Linked DNA regions of Mus musculus: regions 2 and 3 are each linked to region 1. Evidence: chromatin loops called from intact Hi-C (ENCODE). Cell type or tissue: heart. All regions are shown on one strand. Each heading gives the region's core, and the rest is flanking DNA. Links, peaks and the distances in the headings are about the cores only.

What was found. Hi-C counts contacts between places; a loop is a spot of excess contacts. Peaks named below come from ENCODE experiments on the same cell type or tissue, not always from the same donor. Only the 100,000 strongest peaks of a DNase experiment are listed, where the experiment ranks them.
Region 2: it touches region 1 in a loop (2.2-fold over the local background); 12 of 42 quality-filtered maps call a loop at or near these places.
Region 3: a loop joins it to region 1, with 5 times the contacts of the local background. A loop is called at or near these places in 12 of 42 quality-filtered maps.

The regions. Positions count from the first base shown.
Region 1 is chr15:12,202,222-12,209,467 of GRCm38, reverse strand. It overlaps Mtmr12 (myotubularin related protein 12), which reads right to left and starts at 4,440. Exons shown (of 16, transcript NM_172958.4): 1 at 4,189-4,440. The coding sequence starts at 4,269. In heart, for the core only: a CTCF peak has its summit at 4,436; a DNase peak (open chromatin) is centred at 4,467; H3K4me3 peaks cover 3,235 bases; H3K27ac peaks cover 2,485 bases.
Region 2 is chr15:12,573,742-12,580,987 of GRCm38, reverse strand. All of the region lies in intron 3 of Pdzd2 (PDZ domain containing 2), which reads left to right. It also overlaps the pseudogene Gm2606. Among named protein-coding and RNA genes, the nearest start is that of Gm41273, 74 kb to the left of the region's middle. In heart, for the core only: CTCF peaks have their summits at 2,558 (motif pointing left) and 3,770 (motif pointing right); a DNase peak (open chromatin) is centred at 3,497; H3K4me3 peaks cover 330 bases; H3K27ac peaks cover 579 bases.
Region 3 is chr15:12,317,826-12,325,071 of GRCm38, reverse strand. Golph3 (golgi phosphoprotein 3) reads right to left here and starts at 3,576. Exons shown (of 4, transcript NM_025673.2): 1 at 3,116-3,576. The coding sequence starts at 3,340. It overlaps Gm52210 (a long non-coding RNA gene), which reads left to right and starts at 4,494. Exons shown (of 2, transcript XR_003951630.1): 1 at 4,494-5,171; 2 at 5,339-6,729. In heart, for the core only: no CTCF peak of the experiment used is centred there; DNase peaks (open chromatin) are centred at 3,031 and 3,661; H3K4me3 peaks cover 3,259 bases; H3K27ac peaks cover 2,478 bases.

The sequences.
Region 1 (7,246 bases), core at 2,044-6,043:
GTGCAAGGTCATTTAACCCTGCAGGCTCAGTTTACATATCTGTAAAATGGAAGACAAATTATATTTTCTTCCCAATCTTAAAAAAAAAAAAAAAATCCACAAAACAAGTCTCTGGTACTATTATTAGGATCTCCAAGCCAAACACTGACTAAACTCCATGAGCAAGTACATTTTAACCATATTTGGAATGCCACGCAAACATGGGTGTCTGTAGCAGCCCTTTGAGAACTATTTTCCAGGTCAGTTTTAAAGACCACACAAGCAGCACAAAGCTTCTATTTAGCATCCATCACATCACAAGGGACTGTGCTTCTGTCAAAGCAGGTCTGCCTCCTAGCACTGCCTGGCTGGCTGACTGTACAAGCCTCTGAACCCGTCGCTGCACATCCGCACAGCTATCTAAGCCTTAAAACTGACCAGGAGGCCTGGGGAGACGCCTCGGCAGTGAAGAATATTCGCTGCTCTTGCAGAAAGCCTGGATCCAGTTCCTAGCTCCCAAATGGTGACTCACAACCATCTATAACTCCAGTTCCGGGGCATCAGATGATCTCCTCTGACCTCCTCGGGCACCAGGACACATGCAGTACACGTGCAAGGGAAACACTCACACACAAAAATAAAATGGACCTATCTTATAATGTCAAGGCGGCTCAGCAAAGAACTCTCAGTACGGTTGAAGAATCAGAACTGTCACGCAGCGTTGGTTTCTAAATCCCAAATCCTCCCATCAGTCACTCTGGCTGTTTGTGTTGCCCAGCCTTTCCCATCACTGTGTCTTCCCTGAGACACAAAGCCTGCCTGTGCCTTAACAACGGGCATGGAGAGGTGTTTACAATGTGCACTTTTGGTTTAAAAAGCAGCTGAGATTATGACTGGTAATATTAGTTCCATTTTGGTAAGCCCCATCCAAAGCCACATGCTGTGCACATACATCTAACAGGATGCATTATAATTAGCAAGTTTGTAATCTCTTAATATATGTACATATGTATAATTTAAAGAGTATGTGTACGTGTGTGGGTGATCACATGCCATAATGCAGAAGTCAAAGGACAACTTGTAGAAACGGCTCTCTCCTTCCACACCATTAGGGCCCACTCAAGTGCTCAGGCTTGGCAGCAAGGTCCTCTGCCCATTGTGTGGCTGGCACTGTTTTTTTTAAAGTTTCTGTGTGTGTGTGTGAAAGTCTGCCACAAGTGTGTATCTTAGGAGGCCAGAAGAGTGACTCAGGTGCCCTGGAACTGGAGTTACAGTGGTGAGGTACTGAGAACCAAACTTCGGTCCTCTGCAAGGCCTAACAACAACCAGCACAAGCTTCTAACTTGTACTTATTTTTTGCATAACTTCATCTCATTTTTCTACAATGAACACTGTGGCTTCTGACATAGAAAGTCACACAGGCTTCCCATTTTCACATGAAAAGTGATTTTGTGCTCAAGCTATCACCAGATGCCCCCCTGGAACAGAGCTCAACATCTCTGCTGCACACTGCTAGACATTCCTTGCAACCTGTGCCTGAGGCTGAGTGAAGACAGTAGAGCTGAGATGTTTCTAGGCATCTGCTATCAAGTAGCAAGGTGGGCCCAGATTCCTGCCTCCTGCAGATCTCGGCTTCCCTCTGAAGAGATTACAGAACACGAGCAAAGGTCCTGTGCTGTGATTCGGGATCTTACCCGTCAGCCTCACTGACTTAGACAAATCAATGACAAACCAGTTCCGGTTACTCTGGCACAGACCCCAAAGCCAGAGTTAACCATTACCCTTCATGTTAGGCTGTCATTTGCAGTCCTTTTGGATCACAAGAGGGAAAAATATGATCATGTTTAACAACTTCAGTGCTGACTCTTGACAGACCGTGCTCTGCCTTAGTGAAGGCTTCTGCCTCTGGAGTTCCCACTTCTGATCAGCAGGACCAGGCGTAACTGCATTAAAAGGTGAAAGGGTTCTGGCCACCGACGTCATCCGCCAACAAGAAAGCATCTCAGAAACTGCAAACTCACCAGCTAGGAAAAGTGGTACAAAGAAAGGCGGGCTGGCCTGGGGCTCAGTGGTAGAATACTTGTTTATCATGGTGGAGGCCTGTGTTCTCTCTCCAGAACTGCATGCAGGGAAAAGGGGTGTCAGGTGACAATGGGTCTCTACAGAGTGGTATGGTTCAGAGTGGGATAGCTAAACACCCAAAATAAAACACACACACACCACACCACCCGCAGGACACACAAGGCAGGCAGATAGTACAATCAAAGATGAAGAAGAGTAAAAATAGTGGATGCCAGTCTTCATAAAAGTGCTCTGAGGCTCTCCCAAGGTGACCCAGAAAGGTATCAGACTCAGGGCTCTGGGTCACACGCAAGCAACATCTCAGTGCTGCTTGTCCATTTCCGGAAATGTGATGGCTAGTGAAGCCATCTACTTAAAAATAAGCTGTTTTCTCACCTCCTCCCACCATTGTCTTTTAATAAACCATGCACAGTTGAATAGAGAATCTTAGCCAGTACCAACTACAACAAAGACGCACAGCATCCTCACAGCACGGTCTTAGACACAAAAACACAAAGCTGCCCTCTAAGAAGACCCCAAAGCCATGAGTCCAGTGAGCTGAGCTACCACTTTCCCTACTGCCTCTCAAGGGAGACAGAGCAGCGCTGATGGCAAAAACTGCACAGTCAGATGAAGGACTGGCGCACTCTTGAACTCTGGCCAGACTTCAGAAGACTCTTCACTTGCAGTTTACTCTCACTAAATGAGAAAGGTTAAAGGTTAAAGGTCAAAGGCAGTTAGCGTTCAACTAGGGTGCTATCAAAGAAAGACAAAGAGAACCTGACCACATTACCTCTATGGACTACAGGGTGAAATGTAAGGTGACCCTGTCTCTCCATATCAAGTTCTGACAGAGGAAGTGGTTTTTATTTGAAAATTACGACTGAAAATAGGTTCCATTTTAGTACTCTCCACTAGATGCCTTGATTTCAAGACACACATGCAAATGCTGCAGGCCCCAGGTCTCTGATATCTCATTTCAGGCCCACCTGTTTTCCACCTTAGCAAGTGAGAAGTGGGAAGACATTTGGAGGCAGTAAATTTGGTAGAGCATCTACCTGCACACAGACAGATTGCAGAAGCTAGGCATGGTCGTACTACCTTGAGTTCTAGCATTCGGGAGGCAGAGGCAAGCAGAGCTCTGTGACTTCGAGGCCAGACTGCTCTACATAGTGAGTTCCAGCACAGCCAGGCTACATAATCGAGAGACAAACAAACAAAATTGCAAAAGCAGGGAAAAAAAAAACCGCACACAACTTTCACAAATCGAAAATGAGAAGGAGTCTACTAAAAGGTAAGGAACGACTGCTCCAGAAGTCTTCAACATGCTCTAGTTCTGATCTCTTCAATGTCCTCCTCATTCACGGAACTCCAGAACTGGCAGCCTTCCCTGGGGCCGTCCAGGACTCCTTACCTAGACCTAACGTCCTCTAACGTCCTGACTGAAATACCACCTTTGCAAGAATGAAAGGATTCCTTGTCCCCACCATCTTCTAAGTACTATACAATTAATAATCGCATATCGTTGACTGTTTGTTTCTTTTTACATAAGCTCCCAAGGAGCTCGATCTTTGTTCTGTTCACTGATACTTAGCACAAGCTTTCCAGGATCGTACCTGGCACACAGTAGGAGCGCAGAAAGTATTTCCCGAGTGAATGCACTTCTCGACTAGAATTGCAGTTTGGAAGGGGGGAGATGAAATGGGAAGAAGCGGGAGGAGGATGCTCTGGGCAGACACCGAAAGAGGCCAAGGCCGACCCACATACAGCAGCGCGGACGCAAAGCAGTGCACCACCCGCGACAGAGACGAACTCTCAGGACTCGCGGAGAAAAGTCCCGGGCAGAGCACACACACCGGGCTGCGGGCTGCCGGGGGAACCCCGTCGGGTTCCCGACCACGCAAGCTTTCTCTTCCCTTCCCGGATACCTGGGGCGCCGGAGCCGCCGGACCTCCCGGGCTCCGGCTCCCGCCCACAGGCGCGGTGGCGAGCGACAGGGCCCTGCCCCAGCACCTGCCCGGCCTGCCGCAGGGGTCCGGGCCGCGGCCAGCCCGGGAGGCCCCAGAGCGCCCCGCCCGGCACCCCGGCAGGAAGCGCCCCTGCCCCGGCCGCTCCACCCGCCGCCGCGCTCGCCCGGCGCACTCTCACCTCAGGGCGTACGTACGACACGAAGGAGGGCTTGGGCGCCTTGGTGCCGCCGCCACCGCCGACTCCCCCTTTCCCCAGCATCCCGCCGCCTTGCGAAGCAACGAAGCCGAAGCGCGGCGACAGCAGAGGCGGCGGCTCCGGCTCAGGTTCCGGCAGCGGCGGCGGCCACCAGCACCAGCGGCCGGGGCTCCGCCCATCCCTAGGGCCGCGGCGGCGGCAGCAGTACCGCCCGCATCCGGCTCCGCCGCTGACACCGTTCGCTCCGCCCAGGCCACGCGCCCCGCCTAGCGACCGTGGGACACGCCCACCGCCGCTCGCTCTGCTCCGGCTGAGGTCCCGCCCACAGCATGGGACTGGCCACGCCCACCCCTTGTTGGCCGAGGTATTTGCTCTAGCCAATGCGGAGAGCGTTCTCTCCGGGCTTCCCCACGATTGGCTAGCGAGAATGTCGCCATTTGCCCAATGGTCCTGCCGTCGCTAAGTTGTTGCGGGCAAGTCGTTCTACCCATTTTGCTTCTTTTACTGGCCAGCAGCTTTGAAATTCAGCTTGCTGAACAGAATGCCTCCGCAGAAGCTTCAAAACCACACCGACGACGTTCAGACTTTAGACGAATGAAGAGAGACAGAGCGGATAGGAACTGACTAAAGTGACGTAAAATGTTGTGTTCAACTTCAAACTTCTTTTGTTTGTCGCTTGGTTTCTAACTGGTAAGATATCAAAAGCCCTTAAGACTTATCTGCTCTCCCAAGTTATCGACAAACCTCTCATATTAAGCCAAGATAGCAAATAAAACACACACACACACACACACACACACACACACACTATTCATTTCTATTCATTTGAATTCCACCTTTGGGGCACTTGCCTCGCGTGAGCAAGACCAAATTGAATTCTCCCTGTGGAGCATTGTGTTAGAAGAATAAGATACGATGCAGCTCACCCGAAGTTGTTCCATCTACTGTGAAAAGCCAATAAACATTTGCAGTTAATTTTTCAAGTGTCAGGCACCTTGCTATGCCTTAGTCTGACCAACTGCACCACCCCCTTGTATTTCTTTTAAAATTCCCAACTAAGTACTACAAGTGACACGGAAGGGTGGTTAGTGCACACCTGCTATTCCAGCACCTGGAAGGCCAGACAGAAAGATAGTGAATTTGTGGCCAGCTCGGACTACTTAGGAAGTCCCCAGGCAACCTAGATCACAAATAAGACCTTCCTCTCAAAACCTAGCAATTAACTGTGCTTTTCCACGTTGGTTCCCAGGAAGGAGAGGTGACCTCTCTGATTCCGATATGCCAGACAGATTCTGTTGCTTTTGTTTCCAGGATCTGACCCAACCCATAAACAGAAATGCTGGCTTTTGATAGAAATTCACCAAGCAAATGTCCCTTTCTGCCGGCCGTCAAGCTAACGTTAAGTGTTACTAGATCACCCTGATCTTTAACATCTGCTGAAGGTCAAGCCCTGTTGTAATACGACTCTGAAAACTTGACACTGTCTCTGGGTCTGTACACTTCCCAGGAATGGGAGCCAACAAAAGAAACGTTTTAAATACCAAAAAACCAGCTGGTTTGCCACCCTCTTCTGATTGTGTCCGTCCCCCTCCCCCATGTGATACTGTGAGGAAGAAGTGGACTTGGAGATTATTGAGCCTTGAAGGAATGCCCTTATGAGATCAGAGGGTTCTGGCTAACCCTCCCCCATTGAGAGAACTCAGCAAGAATGTGTCACCATTCTGGGCTGGAGAGTTGGCTCAGTGGTTAAGAGCATTGATGGCTCTTCCAGAGGTCCTGAGTTCAAGTCCCGGCAACTACATGGTGACTCACAACCATCTGTAATGGGATCAGATGCTCTCTTCTGGTGTATCTGAAGACAGCTAGTGTAGTCACATAAATAAATCTTAAAATAAAAAAAAAATGTGTCATCGTTGAATGGCCCACTCTTCCCAACGTGGAATCTACTGATTCTGGAATTCCCTAGACTCTGGAACAGTGAGAAGCAATTTTGTATTGTGTATAAACGATCAACTGTAAGGTACTCTGTTACAAGCAGAGGTATGAGTACACCACTCATACATGTTTCACTCACTGATAAACACTTTTTTTCTTTTTTCTTTTTTTTTTTTTTTTTTTTTTTTTTTTTTTTTTTTTGGTTTTTCGAGACAGGGTTTCTCTGTGTAGCTCTAGCTGTCCTGGTACTCACTCTATAGACCAGGCTGGCCTCGAACTCAGAAATCTGCCTGCCTCTGCCTCCCAAGTGCTGGGATTAAAGGCGTGTGCCACCACTGCCTGTTTAAACACTTTTTTAAGATTTATTTTATTTTGATGTGTGTGTCTATCTGTCAGGGGGGTGTCATATTCCCTGAAGCTGTAGTTATGAGCACTGGTAATACCCCACTTTGGTGCCGAGAAACAAATTCAGGTTAAGAAGAAGTGCTCTTAACTCCACAACTGTCACGCCAGCCTTGATGGGTAATCTTGATTGTCAACTTGATGGAATCTGGAATGAACTAAAGACACACCTATGGGCAGTTCTACAAGAGCATTTCCAGGAAGGATTAACAGGGTGGGTGGGGGCATCTCCTAGTAGGTGGCCCAGATAGCAAAAGATCCAGAGAACACCAGTACAGCTCCATTGCCTGTCTGGGTACTGGCTGAATAGTTTGCCTTGCCACATTGCTGCAACTGTTGTCCCCTTCACTGACGTCAGACTCCAGCCTCACTCAGCTTGACTCTCCAGGACTCTCCTAAGCCTTCAGCACCACATTGGGACTATAAGGCAACCGGCTTCTGTGACTGAGCAGCTACCTGGCTCTCAGACATACAGACAGCCATTGTTAAGACTACAAGGCCCATATGAGTTGTAAGCCTTCTTAGTAAATTCTCTTTATAATAGGTCTCTTTACAGTCCTGTTGGTTCTGCTTATCTAGAAAGCCCTACCTAACACTGCCCCCCCACCTTTTTTGTTTGTTTGTTTGTTTTTGGTTTTGGTTTTTTTAAGACAAGGTTTCTCTGTGAAGCCCTGGCTACCCTGGAACTTACTCTATAGACCAG
Region 2 (7,246 bases), core at 1,628-5,627, 370 kb before region 1:
CTGTTTTTGACACGGGGTTTCATACTATGTTTTAAGCTGGCTTTGAACTGGAGGCATACCTCCTGCCTCAGCCTCCCTAGTCCTGGGATGGCAGGCATGTGCCACACCACAACACCCCCCCATCTCCATGAGTGAGTGTTCTTCTGGTTTCAGTGCTGTACTTATTAGCATTCCATTTGCAGTGCTTTCAAGTCAGCCTCTTTGGTCATGTTCTTTGGAATGAACATAATGTGTCTAAGGATATTGTCACTAAGTTATTCCCATGAATTGTTTACTGATTTATTTTGCTACAAATAATACATGATTGATAGTGTGCCATAGCATGTTTAGATTGGACACTCTGACTTACATGGAAGTTTACTTAATAGACGTGTGGCTTGTTTTATGAGGAGGGGTTGGGGGAACAATGGTGTGTGGTGTGGTGTGTGTGTGGTATATGTGTCTGTGATGTGTGCATGTGTGTGTGGTGTGTGTATGTGTGTGTGATATAAGTGTATGTGTGTGTGTGTGTGTGGTGTGTGTATGTGTGCGTATATGTGTGTAGTATGTATGTATGGTATGTGTTTGTGTATGTGTGTGATATGTGCATGTGTGTGTTTGTGTGTGTGTGTATGGTGTGTATGTGTGTGTGGTGTCTGTATGTATGAGTGGTATATGTATGAGTGTGTGGTGTGATGTGTGTGTGTGTGTGTGTGTGTGTGTGTGTGGTGTCTGTGTATGATGTGTGTTTGTGTGTGTGTGTGTGTGTGTATGTGTGTGTGTGTGTGTGTTTGAGATGGAGTTTTGCTTTGTAGCCTAGGCTGACCTTGAATTCACTAGCCTCCTGCCCAAGCTACCAGAGTGTTGTGGTTACAGGCGTGCAGCTTGGCACTGGCCTCATGGTTATAACTGCAGCTTACTATTACCACCGGATGCTTAGAAATCATGTTCAGTTCATTTGTTTGTCTAACAGGTCACCTAACTGACCTATTGTCCTTATCCCCTAAGTGAGGACCCTGAACACTGACTGGATAGGCATTTGGAAGTTACTGATTTTAATCCTTTTCTACAGATGGTTAAAATTTCCTCCAATCTTGTAAAAGTGAATGTCACTGCTGTCTTGAAGTTTTAAGGGTTTTTATGGATGAGAGTGGCTGGGTTTTGCTTGGTCAGTTTGTCACTTTGTGTTTGTGGTGCTAGGGGTGGGACCCAGAGCCATGTGTGTTCCAGACAAGCCCTCTAACACTGACTGACTTCCCCCAACCTCAGTTTGTTGCTTCTTTTATGACAGTCTTTTTCCTTACACTGATACCGTCTTCCCAAAGACCTGACATCCTCCTGCCTATTTGCAAGATTATATTTTTTAAATTCCTCTCTGTGATTTCAGATTTTACTTCAACTACCGTTTCTTTGAACGTGGGGCAACAAAGTTATATCTTAACTCTTTCTAAATTTCAGTGTGACTATAAAAACCCCACCTACCAGTAATCTTTTTACCTGAGCCAGTTTACTGTGGCTGTACATGTCTGCCCACATTTCCTTTCCGTGCCTCCTGCTGTCCGGCAGCACTGTGTCATTTCCTGACTGGTCCCCTCTACCGCCTGATAGTGGAAACTTCTTGTGATACTTTTGAAATGTTTACCTGTCACACTTTCCACACCAGCTCCTTAGTGATGATGTTGCATTTTCTAAGGCCACCAAGGGGATGCTGTCTTTTCCACGGAATTCCATCCTTCTAAGTCCAGTTCGAGTGCCCCCCCCCAGAGATCTTACCTCTCCCCACTCCTGTAGACAACATTGTGTGTTTATTTATTTATTTTATTTATTTGTTTATGTTTTTTTTTTTTGAGACAGGGTTTCTTTTTATAGCCCTGGCTGTCCTGGAACTCACTTTGTAGACCAGGCTGGCCTCGAACTCAGAAATCTGCCTGCCTCTGCCTCCCGAGTGCTGAGATTAAAGGAGTGCACCACCACGCCTGGCTTAACATTGTGTATTTAATCAGGAGGTAGGAGATAGATGGGTTTCTAAAATGTCCTGAGATTTCACCCTTGTGCCATGTCTGGGCCCTCATAGCCCCTGCAACAGAATCTAAGCTTGATGTCATGATTAGGTCATAGTTCATAGCATAGGTGACTTTAAGAAAGTGAAATGGTCAGGGTGGGGTCTCACCGAATCGCATGAACCCTCCCCAAGCAGTTTAGCCAGAAGCAGAAAGCATCGGGATAGTGTTCCCATCTGGCCTGAAGGAACTCAGATACCCAAGCGAATAGTCAGGGATGGGACTTTAATCCTACAAGTGTGAATGACTGGATTCTGGCAGCCACAGGGGGATCTTGGAGGGCCTGAGCTGTAGATGAGATGGTTTGGCAGCCCCAGCCAGCATCCCTTGCCAGCCTTATGCCCTGCTGAGCAGAGCCAGTCTACCCTGTGACTTGATTTCTCCCCTAAGAACCACAGCAAGGGCTGCAGAGATGGCTCCGCAGATGTTCTCTCCCAGAGAATCCAAGTTCAATCCCTACCGCTTACAGGGAGACTCACAACCATCTATAACTCCAGTCCCAGGGATCCAGCGCCCTCTACTGGCCTCTGAGGCTACAAGGCATGTGTGCAAACAAAGCATCCATGTACAGAATAAAAACCATATTGAACACATGAATGATGGGTGTCTCCCCAAAGCCTCTGCATGCGCGGCATTTGTTACACAGTGAGAGAAAAGAGTGACCTGGTCAGTAATAATTCCCTCCTAGTCTCTACTCACTGTTCTCCATGCGGGAATCACACCTTCCTCGTGATTGCATCTCCCTGAGAATGAGATCTGTTCTGGTGGGGTTTCTGTAGCTGCTGTAAGGGCTGCCCCCCCCCCGGGGGGGGGGTAGAGAAGGTGGATAATGCTGACAGCTCAGCATCAGCATATGAAGCTCTGGTTTAGACCTTGGCTCAACCTTGCTAAGCTTTGGATCACACTTTCAAATGGAAATAAGCCTGGGGTGGGGGGGAACCGCTAAACATGTAGACATTGTTGCCAGTAGGTCCTTGTGAAGATAAGGCCGATACAGGACGGACCCTATGGGAGGCTGAGGGGATTAGATGAAGTGATGTTTAGGAGTTCATGAACAGTGGTGCATGGTACCCTCTAGAAACAGTGGCTCATGCATAGTAGAAAAACATTCTTTGAAGCACTAGTCCCCTTCTTGCGTGAAGTGCTGGGTATTCTAACTTGTTTTGTACCTCGGGGTTCTGGCCCTTTCTCCTTCCACCTCCAAATCCCCATCCCAACCTCTACCTATCGGCCATTCCACATGTGATCGATAACCTCAATCCTGATCCTGCCTGGAGGCTTGATTGACAGCTGGATTGGTCTCCTGGGAGTTTAAGTTGAGCGGATAAGGCCAGGCTGCTCAGCGGTGTAAACAGACTGAAAGGTCTCATGGAATCAGGTCCCAGAAGCCGCTGGAGCAAAGCACACAGTTGTCACAGGAGAGAGAAAGCCAGCTCATTCAGAGGGACACAGCTTAGGCATGCAGCCTGGGACGGTTCCCAGGAGGACAGGGGAGGCACCACCAGTTCCCACCATGCCCAGCTGCAGTGTTCCTTGATATTTCCTCGTCCTCGTAAAGGATGTTTTGCCAACAGATTAACCCCGGTCAGAGGTCCACTGTGGAGACAGACAGAGCTGGTTCTCATCCACCGAGGGACGCCATGCCCAAGTACTGACTCCACATAAACACAAAAGAAAATTAAATTGCCTTTTCTTTGGACTTTTTCCAGAATCTGTCAGGACAGTTAAATTCCCAGTGGCCTCTGGAGGGCACTGTTTAATTAAGTTTATTTTGTGATGGCACGCAGGGCAAGAAATGTGGTAAGAAATGTGCTGTAAGGTGCTGCCTACCATTTGGTGAGACCCTACAATAGCACCTAGTGCTAGCCAGGTGAAGAGGCGGTTCTGTGGCTGTTACACATTAAACAATGGCAGTCTTAGTCGTCTCTTGGCTGTCTGGCATGTGTAGATTGCTTTTTAGAAAAGGTTGTTCTTGTTTCTTCTGGTGTGTTTTAACAGGTGCTGAACAAAACGAAAGCTTTTTCTTTCTTTTAGTTTCAATGAATGGAGAGACCCGGGGTTACAGCTTGTGAAAGGAAGCGGTTCAAATTCAGTTGGCCTTCAGTTACTCGGCGAAGGGAGACATAATTCTTATGATTTGGGGACATGTATTCCTTTTTAATTAGAAAGACAGAAAATAATGGAGCATGGGTGTAAACAGAAAGGAGAGGTGTTGAAAAAGTGTCTGGTTCATATGGGATAATTACCTGAACACACACATACACACACACACACACACACACACATACACACACACACACACACACACACACACACACCCCACAGCTTAGAAGGTGAGGTGACTCCTGCCTCATACATTCAGTTCTTCAGGCTATTGTGTTGGTTTCCAATTGGGCCAGAGCAAAGGGGGAAAGAGCTTTTTCTATCTGTTCACTGCCACCACGGTGGGAAGGCAGGAGTGAGGGTCCCTGGCAGTCTTAAGTGACAGTTCTTCACTAAGCCTGAAATAACCAGCTCTCTCTTTCCCTCCCTCCATTCCTCTTCCTCTCAGACTCTCTCTCCTCTCTCTCTCTCTCTCTCTCTCTCTCTCTCTCTCTCTTTCTTTCTTTCTTTCATAATATATTTGAGTAAAAAACCCTGCTTGCAGTTTGATGCAAGGTTTGCTGGCCAGCAAGCCTCTGGATCCTCCTGTGTCTGCCTGCCCATCACTACTAGGATTCGAGACGCATGCTGCCACATCCAGCTTTTTACATAGATTCTGGGGACCGAACTCAGGTCCCCATGCTTGTGTGGTAAGCAATCCACTGATTGCATTGTCTCCCTCACCCCTAGGCAGTCTCTGACTCTCTATGGTCTTTTTTTTTTTTTTTTTTTTTTTGGGTGCAGCGAACTTTATTGATGGTATTCAAGAGAGTAGGGAGGGCTCCCTAGGCCCCTCCTGTTATTATGGGGGTCTGGGATGGAAATTGTGAGGGAGATGCTCAGTGTTGGGGGCCGAGTTGGGATAGGGCCTCTCTCTTGCTCAGTGTCCTTGCTGGGGTGGGTGGTCCAGGGTTTCTTACTCCTTGGAGGCCATGTAGGCCATGAGGTCCACCACCCTGTTGCTGTAGCCGTATTCATTGTCATACCAGGAAATGAGCTTGACAAAGTTGTCATTGAGAGCAATGCCAGCCCCGGCATCGAAGGTGGAAGAGTGGGAGTTGCTGTTGAAGTCGCAGGAGACAACCTGGTCCTCAGTGTAGCCCAAGATGCCCTTCAGTGGGCCCTCAGATGCCTGCTTCACCACCTTCTTGATGTCATCATACTTGGCAGGTTTCTCCAGGCGGCACGTCAGATCCACGACGGACACATTGGGGGTAGGAACACGGAAGGCCATGCCAGTGAGCTTCCCGTTCAGCTCTGGGATGACCTTGCCCACAGCCTTGGCAGCACCAGTGGATGCAGGGATGATGTTCTGGGCAGCCCCACGGCCATCACACCACAGCTTTCCAGAGGGGCCATCCACAGTCTTCTGGGTGGCAGTGATGGCATGGACTGTGGTCATGAGCCCTTCCACAATGCCAAAGTTGTCATGGATGACCTTGGCCAGGGGGGCTAAGCAGTTGGTGGTGCAGGATGCATTGCTGACAATCTTGAGTGAGTTGTCATATTTCTCGTGGTTCACACCCATCACAAACATGGGGGCATCGGCAGAAGGGGCGGAGATGATGACCCTTTTGGCTCCACCCTTCAAGTGGGCCCCGGCCTTCTCCATGGTGGTGAAGACACCAGTAGACTCCACGACATACTCAGCACCGGCCTCACCCCATTTGATGTTAGTGGGGTCTCGCTCCTGGAAGATGGTGATGGGCTTCCCGTTGATGACAAGCTTCCCATTCTCGGCCTTGACTGTGCCGTTGAATTTGCCGTGAGTGGAGTCATACTGGAACATGTAGACCATGTAGTTGAGGTCAATGAAGGGGTCGTTGATGGCAACAATCTCCACTTTGCCACTGCAAATGGCAGCCCTGGTGACCAGGCGCCCAATACGGCCAAATCCGTTCACACCGACCTTCACCATTTTGTCTACGGGACGAGGCTGGCACTGCACAAGAAGATGCGGCTGTCTCTGGAACAGGGAGGAGCAGAGAGCCCTCTCTATGGTCTTAATCCATGCAAGGACGTTTACTGGCTACTTACTGTGTTTTAGCTTCGGATCTACACATTAGACAATACTGATGTTCCCGATACACGGGCCTCTTGATACCCTGGGACGTGTCTTGGAAGACTTCCTTCCCATTTTAGAAATAATTGTGATCAATACTATGAAGGAGTTTTAGGAGTAAGCTTTTGTTGTATATCAGCTTTTGGGGGTATATTTCACTTTCTGTAAAATATTTCCTTTATAATATACATTCACAGAAGAAAGAGTTGCCCTGTCTAATTTTCATACTTCTTCAAAGAGGAATACACACACACATATGTATATTATCACACACACATACACATGTATGGGAAGACACCAGTCATGCCCAGTTCCCTCTTCCTCTGGGCCCCTGGAAACCACCATCTACCGTTTATCCCTATGCTCTGCAGTCTGGATGTTTTGGGGATGGGGTCTGCCGTGGTTTGGCTTTCCTTAGTTTATTGCCTTCTGTGTTCCTCTACTCTGCGGTGTTTCTGAACTCCTCTCCCTTCGTGTTTCAACAGATCTCTGGGAAGTAGGAGCGCATTTATCCACTCGGCCATCAGTGGATAAATGCTTGGTTATTTGGGCCATCCATGTTTTTACTTTTCTTTTTTATTTCATTTATATTAAGAGGAACCAGACTGCATATACCACAGTGCACAGGCCACACTGCACATGTCACAGTGCACATATATCACAGTGTACATGTCACAGTGCACATGTGGCAGTCAGAAGATAGCTTCCTTTAGCTTCCATGAGATGGTTCCCTCTGTGACTCTAGTTCTACTGATGCCCTGGGCTGTCAGGCTCAGCAGCAAGCCTTTACAAGCAGAACCACCTCGATGGCTATAGGGTTAGTGTTAAAGATAACACAGCAATGAATATGAGCACACAGGGTTTTCTTGCACAAACCTGCCTTCAGTTCTCCTGTGCCAACGCAAGGTAAATAGGAATGGCATCAGAAGTGGGATGGTAACTGCACCATTTGACACACCCACCAGCAGCATATAAGCATTCTCGTTCCTCACATTCCTGTCCA
Region 3 (7,246 bases), core at 1,628-5,627, 120 kb before region 1:
GACACTTCACCCAGATTAAGTACCCAGAACCTATGAATGAGCCTAGGCTTGGGCTTTTTTGTTTTTCGGTTGCTGTTGTTGTGTGTGTGTGTGTGTGTGTGTGTGTGTGTGTGTGTTTTGTTTGTTTGTTTGTTTGTTACGATTTACTTATGTATACAAATAAATACACTCCAGATACACCAGAAGAGGACATCGGATCCCATTACAGACGGTTGTGAGCCACCATGTGGTTGCTAGGAATTGAACCCTCTGGAAGAGCAGTCAGTGCTCTGAACTCCTGAGCCATCTCTCCAGCCCTTGGATGTTTTAAGAAAAGAAAAAACCTGAAAAGCTACCTCGAACCTAAAAAAATAAATAAAATAAAACAAAACTATAGTCAGGACTGAATGAGGACATGACTGTTCCTAGGTTTGAAGTAGGAAGGTTTAGTGTAGAGGGGATAAACAGGCATCTGGAAAGGTCCACTCTGAACCTGGCATGTGAGGGGGATAGGAGGCTGGAGAGAAGAAACAAGAGCCAAGAGGCTGGAGTAAGCCAGGAGACAAAGAGAGCAAGAGGCCAAGAGACCACATAGCCAAAAGGCAGGGTTATAGAGAGCAGAGCAGCTGAGGGAAGGGAGTGAAGCTCAGGGGCTGCAGAGGTTGAGGGTAGGAGGGCTGGATGAAAGTGCTAAGAAGAGTCAGGACTCTTAACAGGTATAGGCGATGCTGAGACAGGTAGCCAGTGTCTGCTCTGATAGGCACCTTGGCTAGCAGCTATACTTCCTGAGTTTGAGACCTAACAAAGACTTTAAACAAAACTCCATGTAAATAATCTGAAGCCAATGGCTTCTCATGTAGCCCAGGCTGGCCTCTGACTTTCTATGTAGGTGAAGGTGACCCTGAACTTCTGATAGGCTTGCCTCCCAAGTGGAAGTATAGGCATGATGGGCTTCCAAGCCCAGTCTGTGCAGAGGAAGGAATCAAATTCAGAACTTCATCCAAAGCACTCTATCAACCGAGCTGTATATTCCCAATCCCTAGAACCTAAGTTAATAACAAATTGAACAAAGCTTAAGTGGCTACGGAAACAGAGCCAGGAAACCAAGACTTTGTCTTTTAAAAAAAAAAAAAAAAAAAAAAGACAAGGGGACCATCCCCCAAATAGACTGGGTGATAGGTTTATAGGACTAGTCACTACTGTGTACACACTTGATGAAAGAAAAAATATGTACCTACATTTTTTTAAAAACAAGTGCCCACCCCCACATGCTACAAATTAGTGCCTGGCTGAACCTTGGCCATGACTTATGAAGTATACTTATACAAAACAACCACAACAGATGGTCTCAGTTACCTGCCATCAAAGAACTTCCATTGTTTAAAAAACAAAACAAAACAAAACTAGTTGAATGTTGTAGTAGCATTAAATTCAAAAAATTCTTCAGATTATCTTCACGGGAACCAATCACAGAAAAATAACTGGTAACAGCTTTATATTAAAAATTCAGAGTAAGGCTTCTAAAGTAAAAGGTATTTTTCCACCATTGTTTCTCAATGTGACAATACCAAAAATAATTTTTTTTGTTCCGTTGTAGCTTTACCGAGTTCTAGCATACAGAACCAAAATGCTGACCCAGGAATGTAACCTTCATTTTGTTTTTCTTGTACTTCCTAGAAATGTCTCATAATCTGTTTTGTTCCAAAGTAGGGAAGGAGGGAAGGAAAGATAAATGTGTATTACAAGAAGCCTGCTTTCAAAATCTAATTACTTCCTAAGTGAATGCTCTCTAAAATCGCATTGCCACACACTAACATCTAGCTTTTCACTCCACAACTAAAAATGAAACACACACCACCGCATTCCTCATAATAACTGTAATTAAACAGGTACTGTGCCCCTTTCACAGCCTGAGGGCCATTAAGTGTCTTCAAGCTGAATGGTATTAAGGCATCAAGAAGCACTTCCCTGGGTAGTATCTAATATCCGGGAACCACAAACAGTCCCTGGAAAAACTCAGCTCTCTACCGCTGCTAAGTCTGAGGAACTAAAAAACTGTTTTATAGGATGAACTGAGTTTTGTTCTGGTTTGTTTCTTGTCCTCCTTCCTGAATTCTGAAAACGTATTTAAAAACAAGATCCAATACCTTTCTGTCTGACTCTCAAAATGTGTTGTCTAGAGTTTCCACACTGAAACGAAACAAACTTCCGGGCCACCTCATCATACATGATTTATGAAACATCCAATCCTGCAAGTCTGCCCTTAAAAATAATCATCTTTAGAGATGGATGGGTATTAATAAAATCAATCAAACATTAACTACAGAATCCAGACATTTAAAAGACGGACACTTGCACTTTTTCAACTTATATGTGTGAAATTCCTAAATATCTGGGGTGACCTTTCCAAACGTCAGAACACAACTTAAGCCTACCTAAATCTTTGCAGTCTTTCATCAAAGCGCAAACTTGGTATTCCTCCCAGCTCTTCACAAGCCCTCCCTTAAAATGGCAAAACGGAAAGGACGACAGCAGATCTAACCGCAAAACTAACTCATCGCTCGCTCAAACCAAGTTCATCCAAAAAGTAACTTCCTAGGTTTTATATCAACTTAGTATTGACTTTTTAAAACAATACCCAGTAAAAACAACTTTGCTAATTTCTTAACCGCGCGCCGCAACTCAAGTTTTACATAAGAAAGAGGGCCGACAGCAAGTAGATCCGCGAACCTCTCCCGGGTCTTAAAACCTGCAAAAACTCAATACTTGGGAGCCGCGGTAGCCCCGAGTCTTTAGATCTCAACAGTCTTGGGTTGGAGTTGCCATTATTTGCGGCAGACGGCGAAGAAGAAGAAACGCAAAGATCGCCAAGACTTCGGAACTAAGAGTGCTTGTGAGCAGAGGACGGGAAAACCCAAGCGAGCACTTGGTACCGGGAGGATCGGGAGCACTCGGAGCGCAGCCGGAGAGGGCTGACTCCCACACTCCTTGGGACGAGAGGGCGCTCAGGGGCGCGGGGCTCCGGAAGCAGGGACAGGTGAGGCCTCGGCCAGCGCCCACCCGGGCCCCACCTGGAGCCACCCGGGTCCCGCTGCCACCCCGGCTGCCACCCCGGCCGGGGCCGCGGCGCCCGCACCTCTCGGTCCTTGAGGCCCAGCAGGAGCACCTCCTCCATCAGGGTCAGCCGCGTTTCCTTGGAGTCGCCCTTGTCGTCGTCGTCCTGCTCGTCGCGGCGGCTCTGCGCCTCGTCCTCGCCGCTGCCGCCGCCGCCTCCCGCCGCCCGCTCCTTGTCGGCAGCGTTCCGGGAGGCCTCGGTGCGCCGCTGCACCAGGCCCGAGCTCCGCTGGGTCAGCGAGGTCATGGCTCCCGCACAAGAGCCGCGCCGGACCGACAGGGACGCGGGACCGGCCGGCTCTCCCTCACGGCCCCGGCCCCGGGAGCTTCCGTGTTAATTCTTGGAGCTGGGGCGATGTCCGTGGGCTGCGGGGCCGAAGGCGGTCATGAGGAGCCGGAGCTGGGCGAAGCCGGCGGGCCGGGCGTCGATGGGGTACACAAGGGAGCCTTCAGCCCGCGGCTGTGGCCCCCCACACAGCCCAGGAGCCCGAGCGGAGGCGGCGGCGGCGGTGGCGCTTCCCAATATGGCGGCGCGCGCTGACGTCACCGGAGGATGTGGCAGCGCCGGCGCGGGGCGGGGCCGGGGTGCCGGAAGCGGCGCGAGCGGGGGGCGTGGCTAGCCGCCTCCCACTTCGGCGGACACTTGAGCTTCTGGACTCGCTAGTGGCCCTGAGTCTGGAGACGAAAGGTTTGCGATCGGTGACCTGCCCGGCTTTCATCCGCCTCTCAGTTCACTCTAAAGGTCCGGCCTGGCGCCAGCGACCAGTGAGATCTCTCCTGGATCCCAGAAGCCGAGGCCAGGCTAGGGCGGACCCCACTGAGACCTCAGCATCCCTGGGGATCAGCCACTATAGCCCGGGTCCTCACTACCTACGGGGAGGACTTGGCTCTTCGCCTGTGAAACTCCCGAGTTTCAAAAGGAGTCATCTACACTCGGGCGTTTAAAGCTGTTCATGTACTGTGCTCTGGCGTAGAGAGGTTAAACAAATTGACGAATTGTGTTTGTAAAACTTTCCTACCTCCGACTGCGGCTGTAAAGTGGTCAGGGCGCACTGTACTGTTAGGACAGCCGACCTTAGGATTCTTTTATAGCGACAGTAAACCTCTTGAGTTTCATGCCACGTCTTTGTAGCCCTAAATCTATTTTCGATGTAATTACTAGGTTCAATCCCTTTGGCAGTTTGTGCAAATCAAGTTAAAGGAAAAACTGCCAAACCTGAGAAGGGTTTGGAGAAGTAGAAGGGCGGGTCTTATGAGAAAACATTATCCAAAAACGGTATCGTAGGTCTGTCCAGTATTATTTAAAATAAACAGTAACCATACGCAGTGAGTAAGCCAGGTTTAGACAGAATATTCCCCGCGCCCAAATACGTTGTCTCAACTCCTACGGGGACAGTAAGTCCCAGTAGGTCCTCCCACCCACAGCCCCAAGCTACCTTCCCTTTTTCCTGAAAAAAAAAAAAAAAAAAAAATGTGTCCTCAGCCAGTTTCTCCCATTCACGTCACCTTTTTGTTCCTTCACCTTTCTGGTCATTCTTTGCCAACTGACTTTAAATGTCCTTTGTAAATTAAATGGTTATTTAACTCAGAAGGTTAAATCCAAAAAGCACAAAGCTGTGCGTACAGGCTCTGCCTGTTCGGCTAGTTGCTCCTGTCCCTGCGGAGATTTTTTTTTTTTTTTAAATGGGGTAAGATGTGAAGCTTCGTTGGGGAGGTAGTCAGTGGGCACAGTACTTGAGGACAAATTAGAAACTGGCATCTGGGAGGCAGAGGCAGATTCCTGGAGGCTTCCTTGCCAGTGAGCCTCGCCACATGGGCAAGCAAATGGGTAAGTGCCTAGGTCCCAATAAGAAGCCTTGCCTCAGAAACAGTGTGAGGGCCCAGCGAATGGCTCAGTGGGTCAACAGCTTGCTGAGCTAGCGTGAGGACCAAAGTTCAAATCCCAGCACTCATGAGCACCAAGTACATTCCTGTAATAGCAGCCTTAGGAAGCTAAGAAAGACAGATCCTGGAAGCCTGTGAAACAGTTAAAGAGGATGCCTGAGGTCAACGTCTGGCCTCTACAAGTTCATGAACAGGTAAGAACAGCAGACATAAAACACACACTAGATAGATAGATAGATAGATAGATAGATAGATAGATAGATAGATAGATAGATAGATGAGATAGGAGCAGTACCTAAGGAATGATCACAATTTGTTATTTGCTTTGGTTTTGAGGGCTTTTTGTTTGTTTGTTTTTTAGTTTTGGAAACAGGGTTTATCCTGCCTCTGCCACAAGCTGGGACTAAAGGCGAGCACCAGCAGCACCCAGCTGCAGTTGTTTTAAATGTGAATCCTCATCACCTTCACCTTGAATGTGGCTTAAACTTCCAGCGGTAGACATCTTGATTCCCACCCCCACCCCCCACTCCACCCCCATCCATATCTGGTTCTATCTATTCACTTGCCGGTACGTGATTTTTCCAATTCAAATTTTATAATAATTTTGCTTCTTTTTATTTTCCTGTTTTCCTGTTATTTCTCCATTAATTTTTCCATGTAGATAATACACCTCTCTTTCTCTCCCCCGCCCCCCACCCTTTTCTCTGCCCTCGTGCCATCTGTCTGCATGTCTACATACCCACTTGCCTGCCTCTTCTGCTTTCCCAGGCTCTCACTCCACTCTCTTCCCTGAATATCTTTCACACCAGGTCTGTGTGGTGGAATTTCTCAGGGGCACCCTTTTACATGGGTCTGCCAAAGGCACCCTCCTCACCAATTAGATTTCCTAACATACCCAGTAAGAGAAAAGAAAGGAAAAGGAGAGGAAAGGAAAAAGAAAAGCAGGAAGGAAAAGGAGGAGCAAGGAGAGGAAGATTTAAGAAACAAATATTCCTAGGGGTAGCTGGTCCCACCCCTCGCTGGCTGCAGCATTGGGGAGGACAGACAGGAGCTCACGGGGGTAACGTGGTAGAGCTGGCCCTGGTGGTGTGGGCACAGGAGAGCTGGCCCCAATGGCATGAACTCAGGAGAGCCAAGCCTGACCCTTGACTGCTACTGTAGGCAGGAGAGCTGTCCCTACCTTTCATCTGGGCAAAGCAGGGAAGCTGGCTATGGTGGTACAATACAGGTTGCAGGAAAGAGGGTGGGCTGACCAACTCGGCTGCCATCCAGGCTGATCCAGGGCTTTGAGCTGACCAACTCCAACATCTACCCCATTGATGAACTGCTGGAGCTCGGGAGCTTCGGAAGGGGCTGGCTGTCCAGACCCAAAGCCGCAGGATCTCCATGACACGGGGCCAGAAGAGGAGAGCTGAGAGGAATCCCAGTGAGGATCCAGCAGTGACAGTGCAGCAGGCAGCCAGAGGCCTCGAACCAGACCAATGACTCACTAAAATGAACATACGCAAGTAAAGCTATTTGGGCAAAAGGGTGTCCTGTGGGACACACTGTGACACACTACAGCTTCCATGACCAGATGGTTTTGCTATTCTTGTTGTGCTTTTCTTTTCTTTGGATGGGAGTGTGTGTTGCAAGGGCCGAGGTCAGATATGGAGGGTCAGGGAGATGAATAGGATTTCCGGGGCACTATGTGAAATTGACAAAGCACCAATAAAAAGTTTTTAAAAATAAAAATATTTATTGCTAAAGTGACAATGACCTTTTTTATTGATTGACCGTCAACTATGTGCCAGGTATGTCTTCTAGTTACCCCATCCCCTGACCCTTCCAGGGGTAAGCATGCTACAGAGCTGGCCAGTTCCATGTGGGCTCCAACCACAAGATTGCGGCCTGAGGAGCACCTGTGTCTACCTGGAAGTCCTAGGATCACGAAGAATTAGCACTTGGGTTAATGCCTTACAGTTTCCCTTTTCTCTGCAAACAAGTTTTGTGTTATTTTGTTCCCAGGCTGGCCTGGGAACTTTCTATGTAGCCCAGGCTAGCTTCAAACTCACAGTCCTCCTGCCTTTGGCTCCCCAGAGGTAACATTTCAGACAAACACCACTATACTGGCTAGTTTTGTGTCAACTTGACACAGCTGGGGTTATCACAGAAAAAAGGAGCTTCAGTTGAGAAAATGCCTCCATGAGATCCAACTGTAAGGCATTTTCTCAATTAGTGATCAAGAGGGAAAGGCCCCTTGTGGGTGGGACCATTTCTGGGTTGGTAG